Linked DNA regions of Homo sapiens: region 1 is linked to region 2. The links are chromatin contacts, found by Hi-C or POLR2A ChIA-PET in ENCODE. All regions are on one chromosome and are shown on one strand. Each heading gives the region's core, a stretch centred on a gene start or an enhancer-like site at or near the end of the contact. The rest is flanking DNA. Distances are from core to core; before and after follow the strand shown. Region 1 has its middle 110 kb from the start of THCAT155. Region 2 holds the start of THCAT155 (thyroid cancer-associated transcript 155).

Evidence for each region. A loop is a pair of places that touch in the nucleus more often than their neighbours do. ChIA-PET counts read pairs that join two places held with the same protein, here RNA polymerase II (POLR2A). Pooled maps may share reads with other maps.
Region 1: a map of heart right ventricle shows a loop between it and region 2 (2.6-fold over the local background). The contact joins the enhancer-like site here to the promoter of THCAT155 in region 2. A Hi-C loop is called at or near these places in 4 of 168 maps with a recorded cell type or tissue (heart left ventricle, heart right ventricle and right cardiac atrium) and 5 of 50 pooled maps. POLR2A ChIA-PET finds 5 or more read pairs at or near these places in 1 of 52 experiments (H1).

The regions. Positions count from the first base shown.
Region 1 is chr12:3,600,847-3,607,812 of GRCh38, forward strand. No RefSeq gene overlaps it. Among named protein-coding and RNA genes, the nearest start is that of THCAT155, 110 kb to the left of the region's middle. RefSeq lists enhancers at 6,223-6,724, 6,725-6,966. Within about 2 kb of position 3,981, at least 4 of the 41 ENCODE cell types and tissues checked have a DNase peak (open chromatin) inside an H3K27ac peak, as active enhancers do; they include heart right ventricle, where a contact is called at or near this core.
Region 2 is chr12:3,489,191-3,496,396 of GRCh38, forward strand. It overlaps THCAT155 (thyroid cancer-associated transcript 155), which reads right to left and starts at 3,629. Exons shown (of 2, transcript NR_126055.1): 1 at 3,542-3,629; 2 at 1-412. PRMT8 (protein arginine methyltransferase 8) reads left to right here and starts at 2,013. Exons shown (of 10, transcript NM_019854.5): 1 at 2,013-2,510. The coding sequence starts at 2,436.

The sequences.
Region 1 (6,966 bases), core at 2,731-5,230, 110 kb after region 2:
CCAGGCTTTGCACACCTCCGGGACTTGGGCACATCGGCCCTTCTGAGCCCCACAACCTGGCTCCCGTGCTCTCTGGAGGTGAGCAAAGCCCACCGTCTGTGCCCTACCCTCACCATGCTGCATTTCCAGCATCTGTTTTTGTGTCTATCTGTCTCCCCAGCAGACTGTGATCTCCTTGAGGGCAGGCTCTGCATCCCACTTATGCTGCGTGTCAGTGGCAAGTACAAGTCCCTAGCCCATCACAGGTGCTTAGTAAATCTTTGCTAAATGAGCGAATGCTGACTTGATGCCATGGCACCCACGGCAGTCTCCAACCTGCCTGCTGCTCCTAATCTCCGAACCTACTCTCTCCCCCGCCCTGGGCCTCGGTGTTCTCATTTATGGGAGGAAGGTATTCGCCTAGAATTAACTTCAGGTCCTCACCCAGCTTAAAGAAACTGTGATTTTTGTGATTCTACAGCTCTTATTTTGTGACCCTGGGCTCAGAGCTTTCTAAGAAGATCCCGCCCCCAACTGTGTAGTGGAGGAGAGTAGAATGGCTTATTTTTGGTGGAAGTTGGGGGTAGGAGTGAGAAGTAAACGCTCCAGGAGGAAAAGAATTTCCTGCCCGGGCTGCAGAAAGACACCGTGGAGGCTTTGCCAGTGAGTAGCCGGAGGAATGGAGGGTTGAACCACCAAGATGTGAGGTTTCTCAGTTGCTTGACTGCCGTTCATTAGCGTGCGACTACAGAGATGGGCCATTTCTTGGAAAACCATTTTAATAACTGAGAGCAAATGGGATTAAGGATGCTGGCTGGCATCTGGCCAGGACCGCGTGGCTCTCATCCACACGGGGAGTTAATTTGTCTCTGCTAATGTTGCCTATTGATTATCGCTCACAATATTTTCTTTCAGGTGTTTCTCTGCAAAGTGTTTCTATTGAGTGGGCCTCTGGCAATGTGGTTTCTGGGGGCTCTGTGAGGGGAGAAGAGTGGGGAGCAGAGCCGGGTAATGTCTAGGATCAAGGGAGGCCTGGGGAGCGATGGCCAGTCGAGAAGGCAAACCTCGTGCCGCGTCCACACAAAGTGACTATGGTCCTGAATCCGGGGGTCCTGGGGCCAGATAAGCCCTGGCCCTGCCACCCCCAACCGTGACTATAGCCCTGAAGCCGGGGGTCCTGGGGCCAGATAAGCCCTGGCCCTCCCACCCCCAACTTCGCCCTGGTCGCCAGTCTCCCTGGCTCTGTTTCCACAGGGCGTGCTGCGGAAGTGACTTGTGAACTCTACACAGCTGTACACACGTAGCTTTTTATGTTACTCCCTCCCAGTCCACAAGCCACAGCTGGCTTTGAATATTCACATTCATGGAGAAGACTATGACCTGCAGAATTTCAAGTAATGGATAATCCAAAAATGTAATTTGACTTGAAGCTTGTAGTGTGCAATCCCCATGCCCTCACCTCATTCTGAGAAATCCTATTTTGAGAAATCAGAGGCTGTCTGGATTTAAGTTTTAAAAACTCAGTGTTTGAGATTTAATGACTTGAAGTCTGGGATGGGGGAAGTACAATTGGGTAGCCTGGAAGCACGCCGGACTCTGGGAAGACTGAGATTAAAGGTATGGCCTGGCTGGTAGAATAAACACGTAACACATTAGAGCTGAGGTTGTTGCTTATGCGGTTTCTTGCTTTACCTCCATCCTCACGCACCCTGGCCACCCCCACTACTCTGTGCTGGCCTGAGGAAGCTGGCCAGAGGGTGATGCTCGAAGTGCCTCCGGCCTTACCTCCCACCCCATCCTTCTACTCTTTCTTCAGGCACAACTGCAAATCTGCTCCTGTCGCTTTCCTGTTTAAACCCCACCCCCGATCCCCCCACCACCAGTGGCTCTCTGTTACCTACAGGCTGATACTGAAACTCCTGCTTGCCCAGGGTAGGCTGTCTGGCTCTGATCTCCCATCTCCCATTCACTGTCGAAGCCCCAGCTCTGTCCCCCATCCCCGGAGTCCTCATCCTGTGCACCGCCCTGGCCATACAAACCGTGTGTCCCGCATGCCTGGGCCCCGTCAGCTGTCACTCTCCTGCTTCCCTGATTTCCTTCTGTTATTTCCCCCCACCAATCATGAACCCCTTTGTTGGAACTAGCAGTCCCCCCCACCCCCATTCCTCCACCCAGAGGCAACTGGGTGTCCAGTTCTCAATGTCCATAGCACAGAGTGAATATTCCTGATCTAAAATGCTTGCAACCAGAAGCATTTTAGGTTTCGGATTTTTTTTTGGATTTTGGATTTTTTTGGATTTTGGAATATTCGCATACACATAATGAGATATCTTGGGGATGGGACCTAAGTCTAAAAATGAAATTTATTTATGTTTCCTATATACTTTACACACAGAGCCGGAAGGTGATTTTATGTAGATTGATAATTGTGTGCACGAAACAAATTTTTGGCTGTGTTTTGACTGTGGTTCATCACATGAGGTCAGGTGTGGAATTTCCACCTGTGGCGTCATGCCAATGCTCAAAACATTTCAGACTTTGGAGGATTATGGATTTTCCAACTAGGGATGCTCATCCTGTATTCTGCATCATCCCTCTCTCATTGTTTTCTACCTGTTTGCTGATATAGATCTTTCACCAACTTGGAGCTCCTTGATTCTTGATTTCTTTATTTTCATATTCTAAGAGCATAGGGTATGGCATGGTACCTCAGCACGTATTGAAACTTGGGTGGGAAGTATTTCAGGCCATTAACAAAAGGACTAAAGAGGAGAGAGTTAGGGATGAAATCAGAATGGGTAGTGTGCGTGGTTTCATCTGTGTGTGTGTGTGTGTGTGTGTGTGTGTGTTGTACACCCACAGACACAGGATGAGTCAGTGTAGCCCCTGAGCCCACCTCCTTCCTGGGTGTAGACAATCAGCACTGACCGCTGTCCGGGCCACTGAGAGGGTCTGGCAGTACTCGGGAGGCCTCAGCACCCTGTTGGGATCTCTGCTTTACTAATGACCTGCCGTGTGGCACTAAGCAAGTCATCAACATCCTCTTAAAGAATTCAGAGAGCGCAGGCAGTGTGGTCAAAGAGGAAGAGGCATCAAAGAGTGGATCTAAGGTCAAGAAAATGCTTGCAAGCTTCTGAGATTTTTCGCTTTCTATTATTCCATTTCATTACTGTTGGTGCTAATAATAGTAATGTTAAACAATTGAAAAATAAAGATCTTCCAGCTTCTAATTAAATCAGAATTTCCAGCAGCAGTTGCGGGGCGGGGGGGTGCAAGAGTTGATATTACTATTTTTAGGGACAGGATCTTGCTCTGTCACCCAGGCTGGAGTGCAATGGTGCAATCATAGCTTACTGCAGCCTTGAACTCCTGGCCTCAAGTGATCCTCCCACCTGGGCCAGGAATTACAAGTGTGAGCCACTGCACCTGACCTATTTTTAAAAAATAAAATAAACTACCAAAAATAAAGAAAAGCCCCGCAGGTGATTTGAACCTGCATCCACTGTTGAGAACCCGAAGTAGCCCCTTCACCTGGGCTCATGTGGTCTGGGACACAGTGCAGTCCGGCCAGGGCAGTACTGCCAGGTCTGGGGGGCTGATCTCCTGATTCCAGCGACTGCAGTGCTGGCCAGGCAGCCGGCCACCTGCCAGGAGATGGGGCATATGAGAGACCACTTAGCAAGTCTCAAAGGAATGATGCCCAGGGATTAGAGGGGATGTGGCTTAATTTACAGCAGGAGAAGATTGGGTTAGATCAAAGCCCCAGAAGGGTTCCCAGTGAATATCCGTCCTTTGTGATGTGGGGAACCCTGCTGCCATGGAAGCTGTGAGACTCTCACAGATGCCTTACTGGAGTTGTAGGGTTCTGGGTGCAGTGAACCCCCTTCCCAGCACTGAGTGGGAAGAAGTTGCAAGGCTTGTGTGGAGCCAGCTGTGGATAGCAAGGGCAATGGGCCAGGGACCAGCTTGGCTGCTCACTGACCTCAAACCCTGGGCACGTCCCTCCTCCTGCCTGGGCCACAGTCTCCTTCCTGTCTATGATTTGAGGAGGGAGCATAGTGAGCGTAATGAGCCAATTCTCAGCCAGCCTGGGGCTTGTTTGTACACACTAGTCAATGCAGAAGACCCCGTTGGCCGGGGGTGGGGGTGAGGGGAGGATTGGCTAGAGTGAGGGCACCCAGCATTCACCCTGGGGGGTGGAGCAGAGGTTAGGGGTACTTACTGGTCTCTGGCAGAGTTGAGGGAAGCCAGACCCCTGTGCTGCCAGCCACTGCTCAGACTAAAGGCTTCCTGTGCCACCGAGTGGGCTGGAGGGAAGGGGAGAGCAGGGGAGATGGGCCTTATGAATGAAAGTTGCTTTGGGAGGGGGAAGGAGAGAAGGGAAAGGAAGGGGAGAGGGAGCGGGGAGAGCACAGAGGAAGGAAAAATGCAGTTTCATCTGCTTGTTTGTGTTTCTTGTATTTAAGATGCCGACTCCTAGCATATTTTTAAATCCATCAGACATGAAAGGCTGATTTAAATAGACCCGCAGTGTGAAGCTGATGATTTCACTTGCCACAATAGGGAAGCTGGCAGGGCTCTGGCCAGGATCCAGCACCTCCCTCCTCGCCAGGGAAGCTGCCGAGCAAATCGCTCTGGGCTAGATAGACTTCCAAGCCAGGTGCTTTCCCCTCCCTGATGGGGACGTAGAAAGAGGAGGAGGGATGGTGGGGAAGAGGAGGAAGAAGTAGGACAGGGAGGAAAGTGAAGAAGAGACGGGTTAAAGGAGGGAAACTGAACTTGAGAAATGAACTAGCCCCCCGTCCTCCTGGGCCTGGAAATCTTCCTAGCTCAGGTCATCCTGACTCCCTGTACCACCTGTGCTATATCCTCTCACTTCACCCTCAGATCCAGGACTGTGGGGTGTAGATGGGGGCCTTGTAATCCTTTGTACCTAATTTCCCAACTGCATTTCTAAGAGCAGAGCTTCAGAAAGTTCACCCTGTGAGGCAGCCTGTTTCCTTGCTAGACAGCACTGTTGGAGATAAACTCCTCCGTTGGGATAAATTGAAATCCTTTCGCTCTGCCATCACCAGTTCTAATCCGGCCCTCCTGAGTCCCTCAGAATAAGCTTAAAGCCAAAGTCAGCCCTTCATCCCCGAACTGCATACTCAGGTTCCCTCTCCAGCGCCAATCCTTCTATGCTGATTTCTAGTCTTTACCGTAAATTATTACAATGCAAATCTCTGCAAAACCAACATATTTCTGGGTGTTAATTAATGTATCTCCTGCTATAGTCAATGCAACAAAATTCCAGGAACCACACAAGATTTTTGCCACTTGTTTCTGTTGTTGTTGTCATTCAACACACTCTGACGATCTACTCTGGAGCTAGGCGAGGGGCTCCTGTTGGCATACAGGATATGAAGGTCTGTCGACCAGAAGCTTGTCTACAGGGTGCGGGGCCACACTCAACAGAGAAGCATGTTCGTGGGCAGGGGTAGAAGGTCGAGGAGCACTGAGCACCCTCCCACTGCGGAGCTGAGAGTCGGGTGAGGTGGGGTGAGGCCCTCAGGGGAAGGAGGGTGGGAGTTATGGTAGAGGCATTTGTACGGCATGTTAATTTCTGCTTGTGCATTTCTAGCTGTTTCCTCCCCTGAAGCACAGTGAAGCACCAAATCCTGTACGTGAGCTTGTCTTCCTTTCCAGCTCTCTCATCTCTTAATATAACCTGAGACCAACACTGAGCGTCTTACAGCTTCAGTTGCTGGGGATCAAAGAGAATTGAATCCTTCCTTCATTCATGGAACACAAATGTTGTGACAGTGTTTCTTCTTAAAATTTTTTATTGTGGTAAAATATACATACCATAAAATTTACAATTTTAACCATTTAAAAATGTACAATTCAACGTCATTAAGTATATTCCCAATAGTGTGTGCAACCATCACCACCATCCATCTCCAGAACTCTGTCATCATCCCAGTGTGAAAGTGTTTTAGAAACCATATATGTAAAGGCAGGTCAATTAGGAATGTGCTAGCTGAAGTCTTGACCGGACAGCAAATTCATCCATCCACCTACCTACTGTGTTTATGTACCAGGCTTGATAAATACAGAAACAAATGAGACCAGAACTACAAGGTAAGAACCTTGTCGTCTGTGATGCTGGGCCCCCTGTCCTACTTCAAAACAGAGTGGGAAGATAGAAAGGATTCTTAGATGAGTCTCTAATTGAAGGAATTCAAGTTTTACTTATTCTCCTTTCCCAGGGAAATGGGAGGTGCTCTCACCCATGGCCTCAGCCTTTCCAGTTACCAAGAGGTGTGGGATTTTCTCTCTCTTTTGTATATTGTTTTGTTCTGGTCTCTTGCATGGGGAGACAGAGGACGATGTAATAACTATCATTTGTTTAGAGCCTTTCAGCTGACTAAGCTCTTTCCCAGGAGTTCTCTTTTGACCTTCACACGAGCCTGCGAGGGAGTAAGGCAGAGAGCACTATTTTGCAGATTTGAAAGCAGGCTCAGAACATCAAGCAGCTCCAGGTTTTGCCCAGGGCCACACAACTTGTGTGCAGGTCCTTATTCTGAGCAGGCCTTTGGGGCTAGAGGAAGCCGCTGAGAGAGCCACAGCTGGGTAAGGGCAAGGGAGGCTGCTTTCACAACAGGAAGGAGGAGAACAGGGCAGGGAAGCATCTTTTGTGTAGAGGCGTGGAGCCCAAGTCACATTGAGTTGTTGAGCTGCCTGTGGGTAATGGATTGCTACTAGTGGCAGCTGGGGAGGCCGCGGGGTGTTGAGACGGATGCTTTGTTGGGCACCACACTGTCTGAAAGGCAATTGAATCGCAGCAGCTGGAACATGCCAACACTTTGTTTCAAAAGTAAGCAGCAGCAACTCATTGGCATCAGTGAGGCAAATCCTAAGGTCTACCTAGGCCACAGGTTAGGGACCTGGGACTCCAGTGGAGCAGCTCACCAGGGGATGGGCCTTGTTCCTGAGAAAGGATGC
Region 2 (7,206 bases), core at 2,379-4,878:
CCAAGCAAAGCAAAAGATTTCAACAGCGAAAGGAGGAAACACACCCACTGAGGTTCTCATAGCAACATAATCACGCACAGGCAGCAGCCTATTTCGGTGGGAGCTTGTTTCAGCTCCCCTCCTCCCTGGTTAGTCACAGAAGGCATGCACAAGCAGAAGCAGTGTTGGGTGGGGGCAGAGTGTCGGACTGAAAGTCAGGAGGCTGGGGAGCTGGGTCCTCTGCTTGCTGATGGACCATGGGCAAATGTCCTCCTCTCTCCAATCTTGGGGTCCTTATTTGTAAAATGAGAGGATTGGACCACAGAGCGGTGAGGATCATTTCTTTTCTGATTTCCTTTGATTGCACAAACACTGAGACACTTTTGGTAGGGAATTAGATGTCTCTCAGAATCTTTTGTCTCTGAGAAGATGCCTAGAGAAAAGGGAATTCAATAGGATAAAAGTCATTCTCCAGATTCACATTTATTTTCCTACCACTTTCTGCATGTTGACAGAACGGGAGGAACGACTGGGTGTTGTCAAGGATTCTGCTCACTCACCCCCAACTCTAACCCAGGTCTGTGTTCTGAGAAGGGAAAAGGTTAAGGAGGTTAAGGTCATCTTTTTATTCAAGTTTTCACACACACACACACACACACACACACGCGCGCACACACACACACACACACTCAAGCCTCTTGCTACATTTTCATCCTTCTCATTCTTCATCCTCTCCTGTCTCTATCCCTCACTTCTCACCTCTACTTAGTGCAATGTATCCTCTCTTTGCCCGAGGACCAGATGATGGAGGCATGTTTCCTACTGAGAATGATTCTAGACCTTTTCTTCAATGGACTCTGGGGTTAGTTGAGGACAGTCAGGCTCACACTTCCCAGTTATCGAAGGTGATGATAAAAAGCAAATAGGGCATTTGGGAGGGACCTCCCCAAACAAGTACAGAGATGAAGTGAAGACAGCCGGGTGCTCAGGGAGCATCTTATAGGTCTCAGTCCTTGACTCGTAGGTTGAAAGCTTAAAAGTACAGCTGTTTTAAGGAGTCAGCCTGAGTGTCCTGTTGCAAAGGGAGAGGCAGAATGGGGTCCCCCGCTTTTGTTCTATCTCCCACTGCCCGACAGATGGCCAGTAAAACAGAGAAAAAGAAGCTCTCAAAGTGAAGACAGGAATGCATTGTATAAAAATTCACACCCCCTGCTGCCGCCCAAACTCCCTTAAAAAAGGATCAAGAGAATCCTGACGGGTACGTGACATCCTCCCTCTCTCCCATAAAAGGGACTTCAAAATCTGGCGATGGTGGGGGAAGGGTGAGGAGGGAGAAGAGAAATGCGTGGGCAGGGGGCTGCCAGGGAAGACTGGAGTGGGGGGGGGGGCACTGCAGTCTCGCATTTGACTTTCTCCCACCCTCTTTCCCAAGCCACTCTGGCCGCCACCTTTGCCCCTCCCTCTCAGCCTGAAAGGGGCTTGGAGTCCCAAGGGCTTTGGGTACAAAGAGAGAGAGAGAGAGAGAGAGAGAGAGAGAGAGAGAGAGAGAGAAAAGGATAAAGAATGACACCACACTTACCCCTAGAGTTGAAGGAGTTAAGGACCCTCCCCCATCCAGACACCCACCCCTTCGTTCCCCAAATCGTAATTCGCCGAGGAAGGATCCAGGAACTGGCAGAGGAGCGGGAGAGCTGGGGTGGGCCGGGGTGGGGAGGGTGCGAGTTAACTGTGGCCCGGTCTCGCCCGGACCTCGCCCTAGGTGGGAGCACGCGCACCGGGTCTGAGAACCTGCAAGAGCCTCGCCCGGCGCCGGCTTTCTCTGGGCCCCCCGCGCGGGCCTGGCCTCCACGTAAGTTGTGTGCAGCGCCAGGGAGTGGAGGCGGCCGAGACCCTCGGAGACTAGGGGAGGGGGCGGGCCCGGGGGCGCTGGGGGCCCTCGGTCTGCGCCCAGCCGCCGCCGGCTCCAGCGAACCTCCTACCCCGCCCCCACTCACCCGGCTCAGCCCCTAGGAGAGACGCGCAGGAAGCGTGTTGCTTCGCCCAGCGGATCGGCAGAAGTTGAGAGGAGTTGGCGGCTGCCTCCGGCCGGCCGGACTTTGCGAGCAGCCTGGAGAGGATCCGCGACCGCCGCCGCCGCCGCCGCGGAGGCTTCGGGGCTGCTTCCCTCGAGCTTAGCCCGCAGCGCGGGTGGAGAGGGGCGGGGAGGGGGTCGGGGGCACGAGAAGAACTTGAAACCGTGTGAAGGAATCCGGAGCAGATGAGAAGGGAGGAAAATAAAAGAAAGTGGAGACTGCAGAACAGACTCCGCTGTGGCTGACTGTGCCGGCCGACGCTCCAGCTGAGGGGCTGGGTTGGATTTTTTTTTTTCTCCCATCCTCTCGCTCTCTCTTTTAAAGCGACACCAGCTCTCTCTCCTCCTCTACTATCTCGGTATCACCAAACCCTTGCCGGCTCTTATGGGCATGAAACACTCCTCCCGCTGCCTGCTCCTGAGGAGGAAAATGGCGGAGAACGCGGCCGAGAGCACCGAGGTAAGGAGGCGAGCGAGCAGGGGCTCTCGGAGACCCCGCCGCCCACCCGGACCACCGCGCCGCCGCCGCCGCTCAGCGCCGAGTGCCAAACTTTCCCCAGTTTCATCCCGCTCGCTTCTGCCGGCCTCCTCCTGTGTGTGTGTGTGTGTGTGTGTGTGTGTGTGTGTGTGTGTGTGTGTGTGTGTGTGTTGGTGGGGGGTGGGGGGGAAGTTCATGTCTCAGGTCCCCTCCCTCTTGAAAATGCAAAACAGTCACTCTCACCCCATCACCCTCTCCTGCCACCCGCTGCTCCCTTCTCCCGCCCCCAAGTCCCAAACCCCGGGCAGCCGCGCTCCCCTGCCCTCTCCTCTGGGCTCCGTGAGGGCTCCCGGGTCCCGGCTTTGTGCAGAGCTGGGGTGGGTAATCCTGGGGCCAGGTCTGCCCCCTGCAGTGCCTTGACCGTCTCCTGCCGCTGCCTCAGCTTTACCCTTCAAGCTCGAGTCGGTTCCCGAGCTCTCCGTCCCCGCAGCCGCGCGGAGAGCCCCCGGCCGCGGGGGCCGAGCCGGCAGGAGGACTCGGGCACCTCCTACAGACCCTCCGGCCCAGATCTGGGCCAGAGAGAAGTCTGCAATCCTCAGATATCAGAGCCGCCTCTGGGTAGCTAAACCCGGCAGGGCACACGGGCCGCGGCCACCTTCAGCACCAGGGACAGCGTCCGCCCCTGCAGCAGCCGAGCCTGCGCGGACTGTGGGGGCTGCGCGCCGCCGGCTGCAGTGAGAAATGGGTCTGCAGCCACCCGTCCCGCAAGGGCTTTTGAGGAGGTCGCTCTAGCTCCGCAAATTGTGTTCTCGGCCCCCGCCTTCGGCAGCCTTTTTCTCTACTCTCCAGCTGGCCCTGAGCCGCAGAGAGCCCTGCTGGGCTTTGCGTCCCGAGACTCGAGGCTGTGATCCCTCGCCTCCCTCTGACCCCGCTGTCATTACAACAACCGGACTATTCCGTAGGCTCTGGGCACCTGTAGTCACGAAGGGGATCAGCGTGGGCAGCCCCCTTACCTTCCTGGAGAAACGGTGCGCCGAGATGGGGGCGGAGTGGGGCATGTGTGTGAAGATCATCCCTTACTCAGTGGCAGGAAAAAGACACAGAGAGCAAACTCCCAGGCTCTATTAATAGCTGGGTGTCTGGTGGGGCTGCCGCACATTTCACATATGGTTACCCATATGCAGCGGGGGGCGGGGATGGGGGTGTGGCGCGGGGATTGTCCCTCTGTCTTGCCGGAATGCAAAAAGGTAGAGAGACCCTTCCTGGTCTTCTTCCCTCGAGTTCTTAACTCTGCGCTAAAACCCCTACCCCACGGCGTAGGCAGCAAAGCTTTATAAATCCCCCTTCTCTGAGAGACTAGAAGCAGCATGCATCTGACAATTGTCAATTTCAAAACAAACACGCTCCGGGACTTGAACGCAGCGGGGCATTCAGTAGCGAATGCTGTCTCCTTGAGTTAGGGCAAAGCCTGCGTGCCCGCCGTCCCCTCACCACTTCCTCTTCCCCAGCCCCCACCTGAGAGCAGACATTCGGAATGATGTGTAGTGCGAGGCGGCTAGCCTCCCAGCAGAAAGCCATCCTTACCATTCCCCTCACCCTCCGCCCTCTGATCGCCCACCCGCCGAAAGGGTTTCTAAAAATAGCCCAGGGCTTCAAGGCCGCGCTTCTGTGAAGTGTGGAGCGAGCGGGCACGTAGCGGTCTCTGCCAGGTGGCTGGAGCCCTGGAAGCGAGAAGGCGCTTCCTCCCTGCATTTCCACCTCACCCCACCCCCGGCTCATTTTTCTAAGAAAAAGTTTTTGCGGTTCCCTTTGCCTCCTACCCCCGCTGCCGCGCGGGGTCTGGGTGCAGACCCCTGCCAGGTTCCGCAGTGTGCAGCGGCGGCTGCTGCGCTCTCCCAGCCTCGGCGAGGGTTAAAGGCGTCCGGAGCAGGCAGAGCGCCGCGCGCCAGTCTATTTTTACTTGCTTCCCCCGCCGCTCCGCGCTCCCCCTTCTCAGCAGTTGCACATGCCAGCTCTGCTGAAGGCATCAATGAAAACAGCAGTAGGGGCGGCCGGGCTCCTGCGAACAACAACAAAACAAACAAACAAAAAACCACGTCGCGTGCGGGGCACCAAGGCGGTGCGGGGAGGGACAGACCCAGCTGGGGCTCCTTGGAGGGGTGTGAGCCAGGTTGGCGGATCGGTTCTTAGCAACTTCCCTGGAGAAGGGGTAGAACCCAGACTTGGTCAAACGTGCCTAGCGGAGGCATCCAGGCAGCGTGACAATCACTTGGTTTCCCTCCAGGAACTGGCTGTTTTTGGAATAAGCCAGGACTAGAGCAGCACTTCCAAAAGTGGGGTGTTGTGGACTTGCCTGCATTTATGGTAGATGAGAGCGGCAGGAGCACGCCTCCACGTGTGTCAGTGGGTGGTGGGGAGCGTGGTAGTGGTCCTAGTTCTGAATTCCACACCTCTTTGTCAAGCACCGGCTCTGTACCAGGAAAGCTAGGTACCCAAGTTCCAAACATGAGGACCACCTGGTCCCTCCTCTGGAGGGGCTCACAGTCTCATGGACAACTATGATGGATAATCCTGTAGCCACCTTTTCCTGCTTTTTGTTGTTTATCTCATTCCATCCTCACAACAATCCTGTGAGATAAGCAAAGATTAGTATTCATTTCTTATACCCATTTTATAGTTGAGGACACCGAGGCTGAGGTCAAGCAATTGCTGAAAGTCTTCTGGTGGGTTAAGTCAGCCCTGAAACACAGACTGCCCCCACTTCTGATTCATTGCTGTTTGCCCTGCCCTTGCTATTTCTAACAAGATGCCATGTGTGAATGGGAGTAGATGAGGAGTGGGCAGAGAGGAATACTTTGGAAGGGAGAGATGCAGTGATGGAGGTGGGCAAGGATGGGAGAAAGTGTTCGTTCAAAAGCTAAAGCTACGGAGAGATACTCTAACCATTGGGCAGGAAGGGAGCAAGTGAAGAATAAAACTACTTACATTTTGACCAAAGCCTCCCTCCACAAAGCGAAGTACCCAGCTAGGGTACGAGAGCATCAACATCACGTGCTTGCTGGACACTGTTGGCAATGGGTGGCCCTGGGGGCACTCTTCAACCGCTCTGACCTCAGTTCCCTTCTCTGTTAACTTGAGCTGATTCTCCTCATGGAATAGGGCAGGTATGGGTATAAGGAAATGCCAGGACAGCCCCTGGCACATGGCAAACACGCAATAGTGTTAGTTCCATGTACGCTTTCTCCTGATCACTCAGCTATGCTTCTCTTCCTCGGCTAAGGGAATCACCATTCTGCCAGCCTCTTCTCCCTCTCCCCTGTTCCCTAGGTGTCATGAGAAACCTCCTCTGTGGCCTTCTGGAACATTTGCAAAGCCTCCAGTCCCACTCTCCTCTTCAGCCCATTGTCAGTGCCCAAGACACATCATCTCACCTCTGCCCTCACTAAGGCACTTTCCTCTGAACTGTTTGTCCTCTTCTCTAATCAAGCCTCATAATCCTACTGTACTGGATCAGCTTTCTGAAGCACAAATCTGCTCATGATCAGGCATCTCTTTAAAAACTTAGGATGCTGTCCTATTGCCTACAGGACGCTAGATAAAGCCCAGTTTCCTTAGCATGGTGTGCAAAGCCCATCAATACCTGCATCATGCAATTCTTGGAAAAGACCTCCGACTGCATATGTGAATGCTTCTGTGCATACTCTTCCCTCTGCCTGTGCCGGTCTTTCCTCCTTCTTCTCTCTGGAAAACAATCTTTTTCAACCTGCAAGACCCAGCTCAAACGTTACCTCCTCTGGGCAGGCTTCCCAGATCTGCCATTTATCCTCTCTCCCCAGGGAGGGGCATTACCCTTTCTTATGTGTTCCTAACGCCTGTCTCTCACTTTTCCTATTGCAAGATAATTGGCTTTTTGTGTGTCTATTTATATGTCTATTAGATAATGCACTTTTTTTTGAATTTGTGGGCCTGACACACAATAAGTAATAAATGTTAATAAATGTTGACTGAATTGATGTATGTGATTGTGAACAAACTCTTGAGCCTAATGGGCTTTAGTCACTCATGGCTTCCTGGAAATTGGGATTCCTATCTCCCACCCCACCTGTCTGCTGTACTTAGTTGCTGTGAACCTTTGAAACTCAAAATGGGTAAATATTCTGGGAATCAAGGTGCTGAAGCCAGTCAAATCATGGGTACATTTTGGTTATTCATGTACTTATTCAATATTCAGTAATTATCGACTCTTACTATGGAGTGCTCATCTGAATAGCAGATAAATGGATTAATCACAATGCCCAATTATGAACCATGGGGGATAATGGACCCTCCTGAGCTACTGCTTGCTTTACTGATACTTGGTGAAAGTCTGATGCATGATGCATTATTTATGGCGATGACTCCCTGATTAGGGTTTTATCACCTCAAAGGAGAGCCCCCAGGAGTTGGGAAACAGTTTTAGCAAAGAGTCACTTTGGAAACTGATATATATATATATATTTTTTTTTTTTTTTTTTTTTTTTTTGAATGTTCTGTTGACTTGCTGGCCCAGGGAGAGGGAATAATTACAGGTTGGAAAAAATCCTACAATGTGACAATGAGATTAGGGGTTGCAGTGAGTTATGGGGATAACTGAGCTGACTTCTTGCATGGTGTATCTTGGTGGTTTTGGCTAATAGAT